Linked DNA regions of Homo sapiens: region 2 is linked to region 1. Evidence: read pairs that join two places in POLR2A ChIA-PET (ENCODE). Cell type or tissue: OCI-LY7. All regions are shown on one strand. Links, peaks and the distances in the headings refer to the core of each region. The heading gives the core; the rest is flanking DNA. Region 1 holds the start of LOC124901544 (small nucleolar RNA U13). Region 2 has its middle 41 kb from the start of RNF144B.

The links. ChIA-PET counts read pairs that join two places held together with the same protein. Peaks named below come from ENCODE experiments on the same cell type or tissue, not always from the same donor. Only the 100,000 strongest peaks of a DNase experiment are listed, where the experiment ranks them.
Region 2: POLR2A ChIA-PET joins it to region 1 with 6 read pairs; 4 of 35 experiments call an interaction of 5 or more read pairs at or near these places.

The regions. Positions count from the first base shown.
Region 1 is chr6:18,399,407-18,402,326 of GRCh38, reverse strand. RNF144B (ring finger protein 144B) reads right to left here. Exons shown (of 8, transcript NM_182757.4): 2 at 2,628-2,828. The coding sequence starts at 2,792. It overlaps LOC124901544 (small nucleolar RNA U13), which reads left to right and starts at 275; the gene lies at 275-376. RefSeq lists enhancers at 1,298-1,347, 1,458-1,557. In OCI-LY7, for the core only: no CTCF peak of the experiment used is centred there; DNase peaks (open chromatin) are centred at 986 and 1,426; H3K4me3 peaks cover 371 bases; H3K27ac peaks cover 1,490 bases.
Region 2 is chr6:18,345,378-18,348,297 of GRCh38, reverse strand. No RefSeq gene overlaps it. Among named protein-coding and RNA genes, the nearest start is that of RNF144B, 41 kb to the left of the region's middle. In OCI-LY7, for the core only: CTCF peaks have their summits at 2,346 and 2,545; no DNase peak of the experiment used is centred there; H3K27ac peaks cover 513 bases.

The DNA.
Region 1 (2,920 bases), core at 287-2,786:
CAGAGTATACTGCACCCCCTATTTGAAGCACTGTGAAGGATCCTAGCACCTTCATTTTACACAGGAGAAATCAGAGGCCCAAAGAGATTAATCATGTGCCCAATTACACAGCTGAGTTGGGGTAGAGTTGGAATTGGAGTGTGGTGATCTTGGAAACAACAACAAAAAAAGCTAGGCTCACAGCAAAATGGCCAGGGATGCCTCTTACAGAAGACAGGACAATGACAGAATATTGTTAAAGCTTTATTAAATCCAAGAAAATATACCAGTATAGATCCTCTTGTAGTTCATAAGCATGATGATTGGCTTCTCCCAGTCACATGAGATATGCCTCCCTCAAACCTGGTTACACCATAAGCACATTATCCATCTAACATGAAAAGAAAAAATATATACATTACATATACCAGTATATACCGGCATAACATCAAATCTAGCAGGAAGATCATTACATGTGGATACTCCCTGGGGCAGGGGGGTGGTTCTCAGTAAAACCATTTTAAATATATGGTAGGCACAAGCAATTGGGAGATGTCATCCAATTCTGTTTAAAAGTAGAAGTCAGTAGTATGTGGCATATGAAAAAGTTACAAATTTCTTTTCAGCCTCGAAAATACAAAACATTTGATACTGAATACAGATGCAAATTAAAGTCTGGGAAGTATTAGACACATTTTAAGTCATTTTTTTAAAAACAAGAAATAAATCTCTAACCAAAAGAAAGTTAGAGGAGTATTTCAGGTGAATCTGATTCAAATTACAATTTTACAGACACTAATGTAATCATACACCGCTTACTATTTTGGCAGCTCACAGGTAACAGGTAACAGGATGCCAGGGAAAGTTAATGTTTCTAGGTGCAAAAGGATCCAAAATTGAGGGATACCAAAAAACATTCAGCCATTTGACTCTCTGCTTTTGAGCACTCCCTAACAATGAGGAAGTGTGAATCTAGATGACTGAAAAAGCTAACTGTACTAACTCCTACCCTCAAATTGCTGAAAGAGAAATGAGAAGCAGCCATGCTGTTTTGAATCAGGAACTAAAATCTACTGAAACAATAACAGGACAGTGTTAGCTCCCTGAGAAGATGAAATACAACCTTCACCATGTATTATTTCCCCAATGTTGACGCACACGCTTAAATTCTGCACTGTTAAATGTCATAGCAAAAATTGAATTCTTTTAAACAGCAGTAACCCTCAGTGAAATATTTGCATACTGATTTTCACCACATGTTGCTTCTGACTCATTTGTTTCAAGGATTAGCAAGGGTCTGCAGCAAGGGTGAGAAAGTCAGAGAAATAATTGTTTTGAAGGACAGCCTTCAGAAACAAAGCAAGACCAAAGGAAACTGAAGTTGCTCTGAGATGACAAGGCCATTTCCTCACTTCCTATAAAGCAACACACACTAACAACAAGAGGAAGGAGAGGCAGCACAAACATCACTCCTCAGCAAGGCCTACTTCTGATCCCCCTACCTAAAACAGCAACATCCTCTAAGCCCTGAACTCCTACACAACGTTCTTATATAGAATATAAGCTCCTAAAAGCAAGAAACTTCGCTGGGTTTTGTTTCCTTAACTGATAAATCCTCGTGCCTAGAACCATTCCTGGGACATAGTTCCTGCTCAACAGATATTTGTTGATTAAATGAACAATGCTATTCTGTGTCATCACTGAAGCCTACAGGAACTCAATCTATTTCCTACCTTTATACCTTAACCGACCAACCTTCAAGGAAAAGTGGCAGTAAAGGTCACAGGTGTTGATACCAGGTGTCACACTAAAAGAGATAAGCCCACTTCTGCAGGTCTATAGGGCTCTCATTAAGTGGAATAAGAAGGATTCAGCATACTGTGAAAACAGCATAAAAGGAGCTATGACAAAGTACAATTTATATCATGTACATTGTAGAAGATGAACAAGTATATGAATGAAAATTCAGTACATAAAGTAAATTACTACCTGACTTCTCCATCATTTAAAATACCTGGTGAGTTTCTTATAGGTGGTAGTTAACTACAGCATGTTAAATTTTTTTTTTTTTTTTTGAGACAGAGTCTCGCTCTGTCGCCCAGGCTGGAGTGCAGTGGCCTGATCTCGGCTCACTGCAAGCTCTGCCTCCCAGGTTCACGCCATTCTCCTGCCTCCGCCTCCCGAGTAGCTGGGACTACAGGCGCCCGCCACCAAGCCCAGCTAATTTCTTTTGTATTTTTAGTAGAGACGGGGTTTTACCATGTTAGCTAGGATGGTCTCGATCTTCTGACCTTGTGATCCGCCCGCCTCGGCCTCCCAAAGTGCTGGGATTACAGGTGTGAGGCAACGCACCTGGCCAGCATGTTAAAATTTTTCTATTCTGTTCCATAGTTTGAACCTTAACAGAAAGACTATTTATTCAACCAATAATTAAATTTCAAACATAAATTATACTCAGCTAAAACAAGTAAACCCAGGATTTACCATTTAAGATACTATTTGGAAATAGGTTCAAATATGAAATGCTTTCCAAAGCAGGATCATATTGTAGCACACTCTGGTTTCTCAGTAAACCACAGAAATATATCCTACTTTTATGATTTTTCCCTTTGTATTTTCTCATAGTGAAAGCATCAAGGAAAACTCACAGCTGTGCAAAAGATGCACTGGCATTCCTGGAGTGTGGTCATCTTGTCCAGAGACTGCTCACACAGGCAGAGTTTGCAAGTGATGAGGGGGGCCGGAGCCAGGTCTCCAGGAGTGGGATTTTCAGCAGTCATGGCGAGATAGTGGAGCCTACCAGCTGAGCCCATCAGCCTGTCTTCAGCATTCTTCAGTCTCCTCAATCCCTATAGAAAGGTCCAAAGCAGAAAATATTATATGGATTGATAAAGCTATTGTTTAGCCAACACGTCTGGAGGCCAGCTGATCAAATTCTCAC
Region 2 (2,920 bases), core at 98-2,597, 54 kb after region 1:
AAAACACTCTAGGGAAGGGAGAAATCACTGTCAAGTAGACAGAATTGATAGCCTGGGAAATCAGGTTGGGTTTTTATCCCCCACTGATTCTCCCCAGCTACCCGTGCATTAAATGTGCTCAGGGAAAATAAAAATCTAAAAGCCACCCTTGTTCTGCCTCAATCCAGCTCACCTACAGGTCAAATTTAAAGGCACATTTATTTAGCCTCCAGCTCTCTGCTGCTAAGCTCATTGTAATTTCCGCTGATTACTTTGAGAAGTACCTTTCAATTTGGTGGAGGGAGGGAAGTGTGGAAGGCTGGAGTTCCACTTATTTCCTCAGAAGTAAAGCCAGAGAGTGCAGCCTTCAGGGACAGTGTCATTATCTGGATGCTTTCTGAGTCTCAGAATCTGCTGATATCCACATTATCATTCCAATCTCAAAAATTACTTCAGGCCGGGCGCTGTGGCTCACGCCTGTAATCCCAGCACTTTGGGAGGCTGAGGCCGGCGGATCACGAGGTCAGGAGATCCAGACCATCCTGGCTAACATGGTGAAACCCCATCTCTACTAAAAATACAAAAAATTAGCCGGGCGTGGTGGTGGGCGCCTGTAGTCCCAGCTATTCGGGAGGCTGAGGCAGGAGAATGGCGTGAACCCAGAAGGTGGAGCTTGCAGTGAGCCAAGATCGTGCCACTGCACTCCACCCTGGGTGACAGAGAGGACTCCATCTCAGAAGAAAAAAAAAAAAAGAACAGTGTCTTAAGATAGGAGGGGTTTCTCTTTCATATTAAAAAAATTTTGGCGAGGCCCAGTGACTCATGCTTGTAACTCCAACCCTTTAACAAGCCAAGGCAGGAGAGTCACTTGAGCTCAGGAATTTGAGACCATCCTGAGCCACATAGCAACACCCCATCTCTACACAAAAAAATACAAAAATTAGCTGGGCATGGTGTTGTGTGCCTGTAGTACTAGCTACTAGGGAGGCTGAGGTAGGAGGATCGGTTGAGCCCAGGAGTTCAAGGCTGCAGTGAGCTATTATTGCACCACTACACTTCAGCAGCCCAGGCAATAGAGTAGACCTTGTATCAAAAAATAAATAAATAAAGCTTTTAAATAAATAAACTTTTCAAGTCTGCACACAATCATGCATGCCTTGCAGTTGCTTGAGTCACTCAGGATTTGAGCTTATTCTGTCTTCCTGCTCTGTGATCTCACGTCAGGCTTCTATTTTCAATATCACTTCACGGTCCAAGATGCCTGCTAGAATCCCAGCCATTACATCTGAGACCAGCAGAAAGAGGAAAGGAGAAAGAAACAAAATGTCTACCCTTTCTTAAAGGGCCAAGTTCAATAGCCTTTCTGGAGCTTCCCACAACACTTTGACTTACATCAGCTTGACCGCAAAGGAGGCTGAGTATAGCCTTTAACTAAGCTAATGTTCTGTTGCTAAAGGAAAAGTTGAAAATGGAATTTGGAAAGGCAACTAGTAGTCCTTGCCACAGATTAAGAAATCAGCAGCTGGGCACGGTGGCTCACCCCTGTAATCCCAGCACTTTGGGAAGCTGAGGCGGGCAGATCACCTGAGATCAGGAGTTTGAGACCAGCCTGGCCAACACAGCAAAACACCGTCTCTACTAAAAATACAAAAATTAGCTGGGTGTGGTGGCAGGCACCTGTAATCCCAGCTACTCAGGAGGCTGAGGTAGAAGAATCGCTTGAACCCAGGAGGCGGAGCTTGCAGTGAGCCGAGATCGTGCCACTGCACTCCAGCCTGGGAGTCAGAGTGAGACTCCATCAGAGAGAAAGAAAAGAAAAGAAATCAGCAACATAGTTCAGGCTCTCTCCATTTAAACTTTCTCTCTGTGACTTGAATCAACCTCATTTTTTTATGTTGTCCCAAGTTGTTACCGGCCTTAGATGATGAGTGTATGACATTAAACACAAAAAACTCGACACCATTACCTTCTGCCATGGCTGAATAAGCTAAAGACATTTAACCACATTTACTGGTGGGATCTGTTGTCCAAGAGGTCATAACAAACTTAGCTTCAGAAACTGGACTTATGATGCAGGGATATGCATTCAGTGCACAACAGTCATTCATTCCCTTTCTGGCCAGGTATGCATCAAGCCAGGAGGTCTCTTAAATAATCCTAAGCTAAAAACAGGGACGGAGATTCTTCTACCTCATACTGAGGGGCAGGTACGCAAAGAAGTAGTCACTGTTGCAATATGAATCACCCAATTTTCTTACATATATTTGACCCTGAGGTCATTCTTATAGATTCTCAGTGGTCAAGCAGCTAAAGTAAGATGCTTTTCAATAACAGGCAGAGCCATGTTGCATAAAAAGTAGGTTACTACAAACTTCCTATTTAATGTCACATAACCTCTTATACAGCTTGCCCTGAAACTCTTCTCACTTCCTTCATACCCACTGGGTACCCAGTGGTCTTATGCTGCCCATAGCCGAGAATCCTCAGTCATAGCATTCCCATTGCAAAGTGGCTGCTTTCCAAGTCCCCATCCCCAGATGCCTGTGTCTTAGACTGTCCTAGAGGGGTCAGACTTCTGCCTCATGGCAATAATGGTAGTGTCAGTAAGGCAAACCAAAGAACATAACCAGGCCAGGCACAGTGGCTCACACCTGTAGTCCTAGTGCTTTAGGAGGCTGAGGCAGGAAGACCACTTGGGCCCAAGGGTTCAATACCAGCCTGTGCAACATAGTGAGACCCCGTCTCCACACAAAAACAAAAACCAAAATTAGCCAGGCATGGTGATGTACTCCTGTAGTCCTAGCTACTTGGGAGGCTAGCAGGGGAAGGATCACTTGAGCCCAGAAGTTTGAGGCTGCATCCCAGCCTCAGTGACAAAGCAAGACCCTGTCTCAAAAAAAAAAAAAAAAAAAAACAAACATAACTAATGATTGCCCTTTCT